2 separate regions of the Homo sapiens genome follow, and region 2 is linked to region 1. A link is an interaction called in ENCODE POLR2A ChIA-PET data of the cell type or tissue named here. Cell type or tissue: CD4-positive, alpha-beta T cell. All regions are shown on one strand. Each heading gives the region's core, and the rest is flanking DNA. Links, peaks and the distances in the headings are about the cores only.

What was found. ChIA-PET counts read pairs that join two places held together with the same protein. Peaks named below come from ENCODE experiments on the same cell type or tissue, not always from the same donor. Only the 100,000 strongest peaks of a DNase experiment are listed, where the experiment ranks them.
Region 2: POLR2A ChIA-PET joins it to region 1 with 8 read pairs; 2 of 35 experiments call an interaction of 5 or more read pairs at or near these places.

The regions. Positions count from the first base shown.
Region 1 is chr1:168,306,674-168,314,746 of GRCh38, forward strand. It overlaps TBX19 (T-box transcription factor 19), which reads left to right. Exons shown (of 8, transcript NM_005149.3): 7 at 2,069-2,204; 8 at 6,035-7,753. The coding sequence ends at 6,329. Among named protein-coding and RNA genes, the nearest start is that of TBX19, 30 kb to the left of the region's middle. In CD4-positive, alpha-beta T cell, for the core only: no CTCF peak of the experiment used is centred there; no DNase peak of the experiment used is centred there.
Region 2 is chr1:168,441,688-168,449,760 of GRCh38, forward strand. The region is part of intron 4 of LOC125312414 (a long non-coding RNA gene); the gene reads right to left. It also overlaps the pseudogene QRSL1P1. Among named protein-coding and RNA genes, the nearest start is that of MIR557, 70 kb to the left of the region's middle. In CD4-positive, alpha-beta T cell, for the core only: no CTCF peak of the experiment used is centred there; DNase peaks (open chromatin) are centred at 2,404 and 3,374; H3K27ac peaks cover 488 bases.

The DNA.
Region 1 (8,073 bases), core at 3,036-5,535:
TCGGGGTTACACAAATACGTAAATAATGAATCCTAATGTAATGCAGAAACATCACCTGGGAACTTGTTAGAAATGTAGACTTTCAGGCTCTACTCCTGAGTCAGGGTCTGCATTTTAACAAGATCACCAGGGGATTCATAAGCGCTCTAGAATTTGAGAAACAGTCTATAAAACACATAAGTCAGGGTGCCATGTGAATGAAGGAAAAAGAGCAGCTAGATATGCCTGGTGGAGGAGCAAAGGCTGCCCAGAGGGGTTAACATTTAAATGGAGCCTTGAAAGATGAATAGAAAAGGACAGAGTGGGAGTGGGCAGGGGTAAAAGGTGGAGGATGACATGTGCCAAAGGCAGAGGTGCAGGGCATTCCAGGTAGAGAGAGTGGGCTGAGCAAAGATACAGAAAGGGGAAAGACCCTAGGTTGTCTGGGAACAGCTTTGGAGCAGAGTGTAGGGGGAGTGGGGACAGATGGAAGATGTAAGAGTTAGGGCTGGAGAGCTTGGAAGTGCCAGATCGTAAAAAGAAGAGACATGGCCAGGTGTCTTAGTCCCCTTTGTGGCGCTATAACAAAATACTTGAGATTGGGTAATTTATAAGCAATAGACCTTTATTTTCTCATAGTCCTGGAGGCTGGGGAGTTTAAGATTAAGGTGCCAGCATATGGTAAGGGTTTTTTGGCTGTATCATAACATTGCGAAAGGCATCACATGGATGGTGGGGGAAAGAGGGGGAGAGGGCAGGAGGCTAAACCCATCCTTTTATCAGAAACCCATTCCTGCAATACTGACATTAGCCTATTCCTGAGGGTAGAGCCCCCATGGCCTAGTCACCTCTTAAAGGCCCCACCTCTCAACACTCTTGCATTGGGAATTAAGTTCCCAACACATGAACCTTGGGGGACACATTCAAACCATAGCACCAGAGATAGACGTTGGAATCTTCCTTCTCTCTCTCCCTTCTCCCCCTTTTCCCTTCCTTCCTCCCTCCCTCTGCCTTCTTCCTCTCTCTTATTTGTATACTATTTATGCAAATAGAGATTCAAAGAAATGGAAGACATTCTTCCCCCACCCCCATAAAAACTGTATATATTCAAGGTGTACAACATGACGTTTTGATATACATATGCATAGTGAAGTGATTACTGCTGTCAAGCAAATTAACATGTCCATCTCCTCACATAGTTACTTTTTTTCATGATGAGAGCACCTGAAATCTATTCTCTTAGCAAATTTCCAGTACACAGTACAATATTATTAACTATAGTCTTCAGATTGTAAGTTAGATCTCTAGACTTATTCATCCTACACAAGTGCAACTTTATATCCTTTGACCAATATCTCATTTCCCCAGCTTCCCACCCCTGGTAACCACTGTTGTACTCTCAGCTTCTATGTATTCAACTTTCTTAGAGTCCACATATAAGTGAGATCATATTATGTTCTTCTTTTTGTAAAAAGGTATGTTTTTTTCTTAATTTTTTTTTTTTTTAATTGTAGAGATGGTGTCTCTCTGTGTTGCCCAGAGAGGTCTCAAATTCCTGGGCTCAAGGGATTCCCCTGCCTTGGACTCCCAAAGTGCCAGGATTACAGGTGTGGGCACCATGCCGGGCCAAAAGGCACTGTGCTTGAGATATTTAAACCTACTCAGGGATGGCCGAGAAGAATAAGTTCCTGGACCTCAGAAATCTCATCTGGGGCACTGGTGGCCCTTAGGCTTAGCTTGAGGGGAGGCTGGTATGGTCCCTTCTTAAAAGAGAGTGACTGTGGTGAAATGAGTTAGACAGATCGGTGTTACCCAGGGCAAATCATTCTACCACCCTGAGGCGTATCTATAAGATGGAGTTAAGGAGTCACTGGTGTGAAGATTAAACTATGAATGACACCTGGCATATGGTTGACATTGAGGAAACCCACGTTTCTTTTTATTTTCTATTTCCCTGAGAAAGAACTAACAAACTGTTGGTGCCTGTAGTGCAAGCCATGGTTATATTTTGCCCTAGGATAATGTCACTGGTCACCATCTTTATGTCTTCTACATTTGCTATCAATTCAACTGTTGTTATTTCCCCAAGTGAATTTGATAGAAAGCTCAAGCAATAATCTGCAAGTTTTCTCGGGACCTGACAGCTGGACTTCCTTATCCTCCACACCCCATGCCAGCATCCTGTCTGTACCCCACACCAACGGACCAATCAATCCAGGGCCCAGGTAAGACCAACACCATCAACTCGCTCATTGGTCGTCTTGGGGGTTTACTTTAGCACTGGGGACTCAAGTTCATTCTTTTTCCTAGGGTGGCTTGGTCTAACCTATTGTCTTGACTTCTAAAACACTAAGAAGTCAAGGTGGCAACAGGGTGGAGTTCTTTCATAAGGGGAGAAACAGCTCAGTCATATACTGTTTCTTTTATTTAGAAGGATAGGCCGGGTGCAGTGGCTCACACCTGTAATCCCAGCACTTTGGGAGGCCAAGGCAGGTGGATCACCTGAGGTCAGCAGTTCCAGACCAGCCTGGCCAACATAGTGTAACCCCATGTCTACTAAAAATACAAAAATTAGCTGGGCATGGTGGCGCATGCCTGTAATCCTAGCTACTCAGGAGGCTGAGGCAGGAGAATCGCTTGAACCCAGGAGGCAGAGGTTGCAGTGAGCTGAGATTGCGCCATTGCACTCCAGCTTGGGCAACAAGAGTGAAACTCCGTCTCAAAAAATAAACAAATAAATAAATAAAAGGATAAAGACATTATGGCCTGGGATCATTTGTCTTAAACCAGTCAGAAATACTTTAAACTATGGTGGTAGCAAATAGATACTGACTGTAGAGGAATTGAAGAGGAAAAGTATAAATATACACTGAGAAGTCAAGACCCATGATTGTCCATTTTCCCATGAGTCACCCATCCTAAAAGGGGGACATATTGTGGATGCCTGGCCTCACGACCCTGGTAACAGAGTTAAGTGTAGCATGGGGGACCCCATGGTTTAATCCTCACACTAGCAACCTGCATTAAGTTCTGACTTCTAGAAATCTGAGTGGTGAAGTGGGAAGAGAAGGCCCCTTTGAGTCTGACAGGCAGGGGTTTGAGTCCCAGTTCTACCTCTTAGTAGTGATTTTGTGGCTTTGGGCAATTTTCTTAGCCTTACTGAGCTTCAGCTTTCTTATCGGTATCATGGAAATAATATGACCTACTTTGCAGAGTTACTGTGAGCATCAAATGCAGAAATGAGAAAATGCATTAACGTGCTTTGTAAGCAGTAACATTCTGTGTAAATGTCAGCTATTATGTTCAATATGGTTATGCAGAATTTTGAGAAGGTCCAAAGTGGATTCAAAATTAAAAGATGAGGCTTGGCGGGGTGCGGTGGCTAACACTTGTAATCTCAGCACTTTGGGAGGCCGAGGCAGGTAGATCCCCTCAAGTCAGGAGTTTGAAACCAGCCTGGCCAACATGGTGAAACCCCATCTCTACTAAAAATACAAAAATTAGCCAGGCGTGGTGGTGCATGCCTGTAATCCCAGCTACTTGGGAAGCTGAGGCAGGAGTATCACTTGAACTCAGGAGGCGGAGGTTGCAGTGAGCTGAGGCACTGCACTCCAGCCTGGGCAACAAGAGCGAAACTCTGCCTCCAAAAAAAAAAAAAGGATGGGATTTGGGAAGACATCAGATGACTTGTGATTTGTAAGTCCAGAAAAAGTTAGGAAAGGTTAGGAGAATGTAGTGGCTTAGAATCACCTGGGGTTGTTGTTAAAATGCAGAATCTGATTGGTAGGTTTGGGTGGGGGCCTGAGATTCTGCATTTCTACCAAGTTCCTGGGTGTTGCTGATATTGCTGTGGCCCACAAGGGTGTAGAGCTGTGCTGTCCAGTGCAGCAGCCACCAGCCACCTGTAGTTGTCAAACACTTGAAATGCAGCTAGTCCAAGTTGAGTGTAATACTCACATAGGATTTTGAAGATTTAGTGTGAAACAAAGAATAAAAATCCCAGTTTTTTATATATATATATAAAAAAATATAAAATATATATACCACTATATTACATATATTTTTATATTTTTAAATATAATATAGACTTATATATAAAATAGATAATATATATTTTAATATATATAATTTGTATAAAAATATATATTTTAATATCTATAAAATATATATTAAAAATATATAAATATATAAAAATATAACAGTATATGTAAATATAGATGTTATTATGTAAATATTATGATGTAAATATATACATATAAATATATATATTTACATCAAATGCATGTTGAAATAATATTTTGAATATTTTTGTTAAATAAAATATTAATAAATTAATTTTTTTCTAAATGTGGCTACTAGAAAATTTAAACTTACACATGTAGTTGGCATTTATGGTTTGCATTTTGACGCTGATCTAGAGGATCATTTGCATTTGACACTGATCTAGAGGATCTGAGGGAAAAACATTGATTTGGGCTGTGGTAGGAAGTGAGAAAGAGAGTGAAGATGAGGTTCCCTGAAGATATTAAACAATCATGTGCCAAGTTGTATACTAGATACTTACATATATATAAGTCATCCATATATAAGTCATCTGTAGTACTCAAAGACAACTATAAGGCAGGTATTAAAATTCCTATTTTGCTGATGAAGAAACTGAAGCTCAGAGGCCTTAAAAACTTCCTGAAGGTTCTGCAGTAAGCAGTACCTCTCAGAGCCCATGGTTCTCCCACTGGCCCAGGAGGCATCAGAAAGGGTCTGTAAGAGATAATGTAGAAGAGCATCTTCTGAAGATTGGGGCCAGAATCCCCATAAGCTGAGCTAGCTCAGAGAGAGCTCAGAGGATGGGCTGCTGAAGGTTTCATATGGTCCAAAGAGGCCTGTAGCATTGAAAAATGGCACCAGGTGAAGGATGGCATTGCCAACTCTGGCTTCCCTGTTGGTGTGTTTAACTCATTCCTGACTCCATAAATATTTTGTTAGAAACAAAACAAAACAAATGTATTCAATATTGCCATTGGATAATAAGCATATTATCAAGCAATACAGTGTTGGGCAATGCAGAAACTCTAAAATGTAAGAAACATAGTGATGACTACAGGCCGAAAACATTGGGTTCATTGCACCTGTTCCAACTGCATCTATATTAAGGTGCAAGCTTGGCTGTACATTACAGTCACCTGGGAAACTTAAAAAAATCCTCGTACTCAGGCTGCATGCCAGATCAGTTCAATCAGAATCTCTGGGGCAGGGGAGTGGGGTGAGAGTGGGATCCAGGCACCAATATTACTTTAAAAACCCCCCCTAGTGATTCCAATGTGCCGAATGTGCAATCAAGTGTGTGAACCTGTGCTACAGAACTAGAGAAGGCAAAGAAAATGTTGTAGCTCCCAGCCTTTCAGCCAGGCACCAGAGCTCACAGGCGGAGACCAGGAATGGAAGAATTAATGTTAACAACCACCATTTACTGAGTACTACATGCTAAGGACCATATACTCCTCTTATTTAATCCTTGTAGCAATCTCTGTAAGGTAGGTAAAATTATGAATCCACATCTTGAAGATGAGAAATTGACACTCAGAGATATTAAATAATCTAGCCAAGGCCACAGAGCTAATTAAGTGGTAGAGCTGGGATTTAAACTTAAGTCTTCTGACAGTGATGTTTCCTGGTTATTATGCCACATTGGCCAGGGAGAGATCATATGCAGAAATCATACAGTTTTAATACCTTTTTTTCTACTGCCCTGCCAATTTTACATAGGCTGCAAGGGAGCCCAGATAAATGAAATTCTGTGTCTAAAACCAAATAATTCGCTGGTGGCCGGGCCAGTACCAGAATACTTAATCTTATCATTATTCCACCATACTTTGCTGCTTCTCTTAGCTTTTCTGCAGAAACAGGACCAATCTGCGTCATAGCTAGAAATAAAGCCATGGCCAGAAGCCCTCCTGTAACCATGCCCTTCTCAGCACTGTGTACATGCTTGTCAGGTGGCACTCCTTCCTTGGAGTGCCAGTGAACATTCCCTTCCCCTCTTTCTCTGTCTCTGCAGCCCCTACCCGTGCCTGTGGACCATCAGCAATGGTGCCGGAGGCCCCAGTGGGCCAGGCCCGGAGGTGCACGCCAGCACCCCAGGAGCATTTCTCCTCGGAAACCCAGCTGTGACTTCACCCCCTTCTGTGCTCTCCACCCAAGCACCCACTTCGGCTGGTGTGGAGGTTCTGGGGGAGCCCTCGCTAACCAGCATTGCTGTGTCCACCTGGACAGCAGTGGCCTCGCATCCCTTCGCGGGCTGGGGTGGCCCAGGAGCGGGTGGGCACCATTCTCCTTCCTCACTGGATGGTTAAGCAGGATCCTAGGAGCCTCTTTGCACAGCGATCCTTCCATGTGTAGAGTGCTTAGAAACCCCATCAACTGATCTAGTGAGTCAGACTGTGGAATCTCCCTTCCCACTAGCTGGAGGTGGAGGTGGGTTATTACAGAAGTCATACTGGGAGAGGGTTCAGTTTGGATGATGCTAGTTAGATCATTTGCATCTCTCCACCATTTTCTTCTGCACTCCCATTTTCTCTGCAGCTTATTCTTGCCATGCTTAGGTGACAGAAGTTTGTTAAGTACCATCCTTGTGCCCTGCCTCTTATTCTCAAATCGTTCTGGAAAGCCTCACTTCCTTTTCTGTGGAGAAGGTGCAAAGCTGTTAAATGAGCTCAGAGTTTACCTAGCTAAGGCCACTGCTTCCTGCTTTGTGAAGCCTGGAAAGTATGTGTGGCCACAGGGCTCAGGTTCACACTTCTGCTTTGAGACCAGGATGGGGTGTAAGCCATAGAGTAAGGTTAACAAAAAGAATAAAGCTAATCATGTATTACAAACAGCAGTGTGCCCAGACTTGTGGAAATGAAGTCATGTCACTCCTCTGCTCAGAAACCTTCAATGGTTCACCATTACCAGTGGAATGAAGTCAATTCTCCTCACTATAACTGGGTGTGGTAGTTTAAGCCTATAATCTCAGCCCTTTTGGAGGCCAAGGTAAGAGGATCGCTTGAGGTCAGGAGTTCGAGACCAGCTTGTGCAACAAAGTGAGAGCCTGTCTCTACAAAAAATAGTCATGCACACAAAATTAGCTGGGCATGGTGGCCTGTGCCTATAGTCCCAACTACTTAGAGGAGGATCGCTTGATCTCAGGAGGTTGAGGCTGCAGTGAATTATGATTGTGGCATTGCACTCCAGCCTGGGTGGTAGATCAAGGCTTTGTTTCATTTGAAAAAAAAGAAAGAAAGAAAGAAAGAAAGAAATCCTACTACGAGCGATCACACCATCTGGCCTGAAACCACTTCCCCAGCTTAGGTCCCTCTGTTATCCTGTTGGCCTCCTATGTATTGGTCAAGGCAGGCATCTCTGTTCTCTGAACATTCATTGCACTTTCCCACCTCTATACCTTGCCTGTGCCTTAGTGTCCTCTTTTTTCCAGTTCACCTGTGCGAATCCGACCCACCTCCCAGAGCCTGGCTGAAACGTCACTCCCTGCATCCAACATCTGATCTGCTGAGATATGTCTGATCTATCTCTGCTCGCTGTTCTCCCGTTGTTTTTGCCTCTGCCATAGAGCTCACCTCATTTTGCCTTGTATTTTTGTTACCTGTGAGTGTGTCTCTCCCTATTAGACTGTAAGCCTCTCGAGGGTGAGGCCTAGCCTTCTTGTCTTTGTAACCCACAGCAGCTGGTACTGTGCCTTGCCTATTGTAGGTGCCCAATAAACATTTGCTGAACTGAATTGGTGTAATGTGCATGTGTGCTACAAGGACGGTGTGAAGTGGCTGGGGGGCAGATCTCAGAGACACATGCCCCATGACACATAGGTGCATCCGTGTGGGAGCCTAGGAACATGCTGGCTGTTAGTTACACGGGCTTCTCATCTGAGGCACCACCAATTGTCAGTGAATGACAATCATATATGGAGACAGGGTGTGTTAGAGTGGTTATTCCCAAATACTGGTTCTTGGATCCCCTAAGTCAGGATCACCTGGAACAGGGGACCCTTGCTAGACATACAGATTCGTGGGTATACCCCGTACCTGTTGGATCAGAATCTTT
Region 2 (8,073 bases), core at 2,025-4,524, 130 kb after region 1:
CTATTGAGGATTCTGTTTGCGGGAATGTGCTCTGTTTCCTTAACTGTAGGCTTTGGGGACCAGAAGTGGCCAGGGGCTTAAAGGCAGCTGAAGTGAAGCAGCTCTTCTGCACACTCATCAGCATCAGGCTTCAAGCTGCAGTGAGGCATGGACCTGAGATAACTGCAGTGCCCCAGGTGGGATGCTGCAGTGTCCTTGGGAATACCCGTGGCTGCTGCAGGACACACTGAGCACAGTGGGCCACGGTTGGGTCTGAGCTGCCAGCTGCAGGGTGAGCTGCTGACTCACTGCTGCAGCCATGAGACCTTTAGCCACTGGAACAGCACGGGGAATTCTTTCTTACTTTAAAGGAGTATGTGATGGAGAGGAGGTCAATGGGATGATAAGTCAAAGTGTGAGCCTAAAAAGCAGCTATAAAAATTTTCATAGAATTCTTGGGCAGAAATGTTTTTATCAGCCTTGGAAGAATGCAGTCATATTGGGGAAGTTATTCAGTCAGTTGGTCAGCATGTATTAAACACCCATCGTGTGCCTAGCGTTTATTGTGTGCTTAGATTATAAGGGGTAAATGAGGAGTAGAAGATGTTCCTTGCCCCACTTGGGGATTATGATAAGACTGGCACTTAGAGAGCCTTATTCTGTGCCAGACACAGCATTTGACGTGCGCTAGTTTATGTAATCTCACAGTAACACCATAAAAATTATAGGTATTTTAATTTATTCTACTGTAAGTTGAGAAGTTAGGATTTGAACCATGTCAGTTCAAAGTCAGAGCTCTTTACCACCATGCAATTATGTTGTTCGAGAAGTGCACACAACTGGAGAACAATACAGGGGGATTCATGGTTAAGTGCTAAATCATATTTATAATACAAGCATTTATGATGAGTCCAGAATAAATCCCTATCAATCTGCAACCCTGGGTCAGCTGAAGTGTGTAGATTTGCTTATGTTTAAGCAAATATTGAGCCTGCAGAGCGAGTTTTTGAGAAGGTGGAGGGTCAGAATGAGCACTCGTAAGGTCAGGGAGTGGCAGCTGTGGGTACCATCAAAGGGATAGCATCAGGTGACCTGCTGTGAGTCTCAGGCCACTGCGTGCCCAGAATGGTCCTAATTGTTGGGGAAAACACAGAAAGATAATTACACATATTTTTGCCCTTTGAGAATTCAGTCTGGTTGGATTTACCTGATCAATTAATCAACTTAGGAACTATTAGCAAAATAAGAGGAGAATGAGGTTCATAAGGAGTTGAAGAGGGCCCATGACCATCCCATTCAGTCTTTAGTGGGTCAATATTTGTGTTAGCAAGGAGACCATGAGCCTTTTAACAGATGATACTGACAAAGACTCAAAAGCTCTTAAATGTTCCTGTGGAGATACTGACTATACATCTGTGGCAGAGCTGACCAGAGCTACCTAAGCCCTCTGGTTTCAAGGATGAGAGATAATCCTGGGCAGCTGTCAGAGAAAAATCTCTCATGAAACTGATGAAATGCCTTTGTCTTTTGGCTGGTAGAGCTGATTTTTCCCGGGACACAAATGTGCCAACTCTCTGACCCAAAGCCCAGTGTCTCATACACTTCTCGGGCACTCATTTGGGCTCATGGATTTAGGTTACAGTATCTCCTTGTCTCTCTTTCTCTAGTATTTAGCTAAGGTAGTGACTGATACTATTGACCTGATCCTACTTCTGCTTTGCCCATAGTTATTAATTTTTTTTGATCCCTTTCAGGGACTCTATAGACTTTAGCTGGCTGGCTGAGTTCTGATGGGGGTTTTAGAAGCTTAAACATTGTGAGGAAGATGAAGAAATGAATAAGATCAGGTAAAGATACCTTCCTGGACAATATCCTTTGGCGGAATGCCAGAAAAGTAACAGATGAGTTCAGGAAGACTTCAAGGGCAGCATCTGAGACCCAGACCAAATCAGGGTCCCGGAAACCATGGAGAAAGCAATTTCCGTGACAGCCAAGCAGAAGGAAACTTATCAGCTCATACCTGAAAGAAGTTGCTCTGGCACTGTTTTATGGGAATGGAATTATTAAGAAGGTGGGGGTGGGTGGTTATGGGCAATGAAGAATAGATCAAGCAAAAAAATTTGAGTTGAGGCAGGGATAACCAGAGAAGACTGATAACCATGTTGACTAGTCCCAAGCTAAAGAGAATGCTGAGGCTTAAATTACAATGATCAAGTTATGTTTCTTCTATTGAAAGGTCTCTATTCAGAGAAAATAAAGTTGTTTTTGAACTGGGAGTACCTGGCTGTACCTGTTCTGTACTGAAAGAGACCGAGCGAAGTGGATTAACACAGAAGAATAAAGGGGAGAAGCCAGGGCCCAATAACCTGTTATTTCAAAGTAAAACCACCGCCTTTGCGTGGTGGTGATGTAGGATTCTTTCTGTGTGGTTAGACTCACTGAGCAGCTTTCTCTTTGGGGCTCTCCTAGGCCTATTTCCTGGTGCAACCAGTGACTGAGTGAGACCCATATTCCGTGGTAGCTAAGAAATGGCTCTGGGCATGGGCTGGAAATAGAGATACTTAGAAAATTGTTAATTTCTCAGCTGGGGGTGGTGGCACATGCCTGTGATCCTAGCATTTTGGGAGACTGAGGTGGGCAGATTGCTTGAGGTCAGGAGCTCCAGCCAGCCTGGCCAACATGGTGAAACCCCATCTCTACTGAAAATACAGAAATTAGCCAAGTGTGGTGGTGCATGTCTGTAATCCCAGCTACATGGGAGGCTGAGGCAGGAGAATTGCTTGAACCCAGGAGGCGGAGGTTGCACTGAGCTGAGATCGCACCACTGCATTCCAGCCTGGGCGACAGAGTGAGAGTCTGTCTCAAAAAAAAAAAAAAAAAAAAAAAAAAAAAAGAAAGAACGAAAAAGAAAATTGTTAATTTCTTCAATGCAGGGTTGTGTCTCACTCATCTCTTTATCCTCGGCACCTAAGAAAGTTCCCAACACATCATAGTAAGCCAGTTATATATGTTTATTGAGCCATTTTAAATGATTTGTGCTTTGGGATTGGCTATGTGGAAGATAAAAGATCTAAAAGACAGTGTCCTGTTTCTGTTGCCTCAGAAGTATTTCTCAGATAATAAAATATTGGCAGATTTCTGATGATTCTCAAGAAAACTGGGAAATAGAGCTGAAAAACATGGAGGATAATAAGTTATCCCAGGAATAGAAGAAAAGAAAGTCCCTTCAAGAGAACTTATTGAGGTTTTGGTTTCTCCAAGGATAGTGTGGTATAAGGAGGCAAATTGTTGGAGCAATGTTTGCAGGAAATGTTTTCTCAACATATGAGGTGTTTGTCAGGTGGATGAGGACAGTGTGTGCAGGACGGATGTGGTACAAAAAAGCCCAGCCAGTGAACTTCCTGGGGTGGCTGTTGGTGGGTTGGTTGGGAGTTGGTGTAGCTGGGGCACAGGTGAAAGGTGGAGATGAGACTAAAAGGGCTACAGCTGTGGGTAGTATGATTCCATTTTCCTTCTAGAAAGATGACCCTGGTGGGGTGGCTCACGCCTGTAATCCCAGCACTTTGAGAGGCTGAGGCAGGCGGATCAGGAGGTCAAGAGAACTAGACCATCCTGGCCAACATGGTGAAACCCCGTCTCTACTAAAAATAGAAAAATTAGCTAGGCGTGGTGGCATGCGCCTGTAGTCCCAGCTACTTAGGAGGCTGAGGCAGGAGAATCACTTGAACCCAGGAGGTGGAGGTTGCAATGAGCCTAGATAGTGCCATTGCACTCCAGCTGGGGTGACAGAGTGAGACTCCGTCTCAAAAAAAAGAAAATACCAGAAGGAGGCCAGGCGTGGTGGCTCACATGGCTCACATCGGTAGGCAGAGGTTGCAGTGAGCCGAGATCGCACCACTGCACTCCAGCCTGGGCGACAGAGCGAGACTCCATCTCCAAACAAACAAACAAACAAACAAAAAAACAAAAAAAAAAAAAAGAAGAAAGAAAGACAACCCTGGGCATAGTGTAGAAGGAGAGGGGAAAGGAATGATGGGGAGGCAGCAGGTCCAGGTAGGATTCAACTGCAATAACCTGAGTGATAGCTGATAAGAACCTGAGCTGGCACAGTGTCAGCCGGCGGGAGAGGAGTCAAACTGGGAAATGAGAGGAGTTGCACCAGACTGAGCTTATCAGTTGTCTGGGGTTGGGGATGACAGAGCAGAAAGAGTCTGGGAAGGTGAACGTTCAGGGTTTGAGGTCCTGCTGCAAGGGACAACATTCTTTGAAATGTTTTTATCTTAAACATTCATGCAAATTTCTATTTTTTACTTAAAAATGTACCAATGTTTGCATTTCTATGAAAATAATATGTAAAACAAGTTTACAGACCGAACTTTCCTTTCCAAAGCTTCAGAGAAAATGGACATGTAAGAAAACTGCACCATGGTCGTGTGTGGTTTCTGATGCTCCCAGCAAATACCCCTTTTGAAAAGAGTGGAAGTCTTCCATGATCTGGCAACATCTCCCCTTGTAACCTTCGTTTTGGCCAAACTGATCTATTTACGGTTCCCTTAGCCTTCTCATGAATATTCTACTTCTCTGGTTTTGTATGTTTCAGATTTTCTGGTGCTTCTCCAGGCCATCTTCCAGGGCCAACTGAGATACTGCATCCTCCCTCCAGCCTTCCAGAACTATGAACCCCTTCTAGCTCCTTTCTCTGAAATTCAGCAGACTTTTTCTGCGCTGCTTTTATAATTTAACGGTAGATAAAATCATATGTAAAAAGAGCTAAAAAAAGTATTGTGACTATTATTATTATAGTGCTTCAAGGTTGTATGTTTTGTTTTTTTTCAAGCAGATTTTAAGTCCTAGAAGTCAGGGACTATGTCACTGATGTCTTTGTTGCTGCACTCAGCTCAACATATACTTTTTGGATAGATGCAGTCATTCTGTATATAGAAAACAAACTTATATTCAAGTAGAGGGAACAGATGGTAACTTTTTTCCCCCAGAATATATTTGTGACTTTAAGTTGAATGTTTATTCCCATTAAATGAACTATTTTATTTCCTCTGTAAAGCAAATTTAAATATCAGAAAATCAGGATATCTCCTCTCTTTATGTTTTCTCCTTTGATGTGACAAGTAAAAGGTAGGGCTTGGGTCACCTTAGGTGGCTGTGATTCTGATATTGTGCAAGTGCAAGCACTTTTTCTGTCAAGCCTGCCTGAGCCCAGTTCTTAGCTTTTAGGCAGACATTTCCCTGCTTGCAAAATCAAAAGCTAAGAGAAGTATGATGGGAAATTGCTTTCTAAAGACACCCATGCAGAAGCTTATGGCTTTCCCTGAAGGCCTCCTCTCCTTACACTAGGTTGGGTATTTCCACCATGTCACACTTTATTGTTAGTGTTGATGGCCTGGGCTCCCCAGTAGTGGAAGCTCCCTGGGGGGATGTCTGTGTCTTATAAGGCAAAATCTCATCAAAGAGTGTATTGGAGTTATTTCTTGAGAGAACATATGAAGAGAAAACTGGAAAATGTACCAGAAGGAGGTAGAAGGAGACAAAGATCATTTGATACTTTTTCAGTCCACTAAAGGTCTGAATCTGGTAATTATGGGTTGAGAAAATGGAGAGAAAAAATGCAGAGAATTTCTGGTGAAGCTGTTGATACAAATAGAAAGGCTGAATGAGGGAAGTCAAATAAAAAAAAGCAGAAAAGTATGGAACAAATGGATGAGGCTATGGTTTGGAGGAATCAAAACATAGTATATCGGTTAAGTGACTTTAGATTCAGAGAAGAAAATGGAGTCTTTTGAGTTCACTTCATCTCCTTTCATATCATCCTGGAACCACGTTCCAACTGGCAAGGCACTAGTTATCTACTGGATCTCTAAATCCTTTAGGAGGTGAATTTAACCTCCAAAATGTGCTTTGAATTGGTGGTTTCTTCACCATCATTATTATCGACGTCCTATGGCTGCCGTAACAATTTACCACACACTTAGTGGCTGAAAACAATACAAATGTATTATCTTATAGTTGTGTAGGCTAGAAGTCTGATATGGATCTCATTGGGCTAAAATGAAGGACTTGGTAGGGCTGCATTTCTTTCTGGAGGCTTAGGAGAGAGAATCTGCTTCTTTGCCTTTTCCAGTTTTCAAAGGCCATCTGCAGTCCTTGACTTGTGGCCCCTTCCCCTATCTCCACATCCAGCAATGTTACAGCTCTCTGCCTGGCTTTCATGATCACATTTCTTTCTCTGATCCTTTTTTTCTGCCTCCCTTTTCCACTCTTAAGGACCCTTTGATTACTTTAGGCCACCCAGATGGTCCAGAACAGTCTCCATATTTTAAGGTGAGTTAAAAGTTTCCATCTGCAACCTTAATCCCCTTTTGCCATGCAGCCTAATGTAGTCACAGGTGCTGGGAATTAGGGAGTGGACATCTTTGGTAGGCGAGGCTTTATTCTGCTTACCACAATCCTTGGTCACCATTATCCTGACCTGGATTGCTGCAAAGCCTGAGCTCTGCAGGCATCATACAGCCAGCAAAGAGCAGAGCCAGAATGTGAATGCAGGAGTCAGGCTGCCTGCATTCATTTTCTGGCTCTGCCATTTGCTGGCTGTATGATGGATGTTAGGAAGGCAAGCCTCTCTCAGCCTCAGTCTCCTGTTAAAGGAGGACACTAATTGCACCTACCTCATGGGTTGTTATTGTTGTGAGGATTAAATATATACCTGTCACGCAGGGAGCACTGTGTTGGCAATTGTTATTATTGTTACTGTTATTAGCTAGTTTCCTGGCCTCTACTCTCAACCCTCTCCACTCTATCCATACTGAAGCTAGAGTGATCTTTCTTAAACACAAGCTGATCACAGTCTTCCTTTTCATGCTATGAAAATCATTTATGCTATGGTGTTTGCTCCCCAACCTCTCTACATTGAGTCATATTAGGCTATTTGAAATCCGTTGAATGGGGCAGATATTTCACGTCTCTGTGTCTTTGTACACAGCACTCCTTTTGCCTGGACTTCCTTCCTCCCCTTGACTCTGTGTCCAACTTCATTCATACTTCAGAGCCAATTCTCTGAAATCCTGGGCAGAGCTGATTACCAACTGAACTCTTCTGCACCAGCTACGTATCTGTGCTCCACACCACTCACACCCGAGTGAGCCACACTGGCCTCATAGCTTCTGCCTGGAGTCTGGCACATACTAGATACTCAAGAAAAGAGTGTTGAGAGCACTGTGCTGGGAATTTATTCTTTGCAATTTATTGGAGTGTTTTCCTCATGAATTTTTTTCTGGTGTCTCCCTTCCCATGCTGCCAGAAGCATCCATTTGCCTCAAGGAGGAATAGGGTTTCTATAATAGGAATGCAAAATGAAAACTATCTAGCTTTTGATGCCCAGAGTAGGAATTATTTTAAAAAATCTTTTAGTTTTTTTTTTTAATTTAATAGTTTTGTGAAACCAGGACTTGCCAATTAGAAAGGGCTTTTCAAAACTTCTTTGGCCTTTTTAGTGTATTAAAAGCCAGCTTAGTCGAACTAGGTCTTAGAGATTCTTCTGTAGCATAGAGGGGACACCGTTTTCTGCAATTAACCTGGGCATGAAGTTTTGTTGCCCTGAGAAGAAGAAAGACAAGTGGCAGAAGAGCATTCCAGAGAGGAAAAGAAGTGAAAATCTCCCCCTTGAGTCCTGATGAATTTTGGGAAGGAGAGAAGACATGGGGTGGTGAGAATCTTGCATCACGCTTCTACCTGGTAGATATGGGAAAGCCAGAAGCAGAGGACATTTACATTTTCCTAGTTTCCTTTCAGGACTCTGGGAGGAAACTGCTTTGGAAGATATTCCTTGTGTCATATGGAACAGTCATGTTAGAGCAAAGAAAATGGCGAGCTACGGTTAAGCAGAGGGGGAATTTGAGCTCAGCTTCTAGAGGTCTTCCTCTGCTCTCAGGTAGAATGAGAAGAATCCAGAAATTTCTTCCTGCCCTACTGAGTGATGTGCCCTACTGAGTGATCATTGATGAACAATCATCCATGAATTCCTGAAGTTGAATAACAGGAAACTGTACTTGTTTTTCAAACCACTTGGCTACTGTAAGAAGC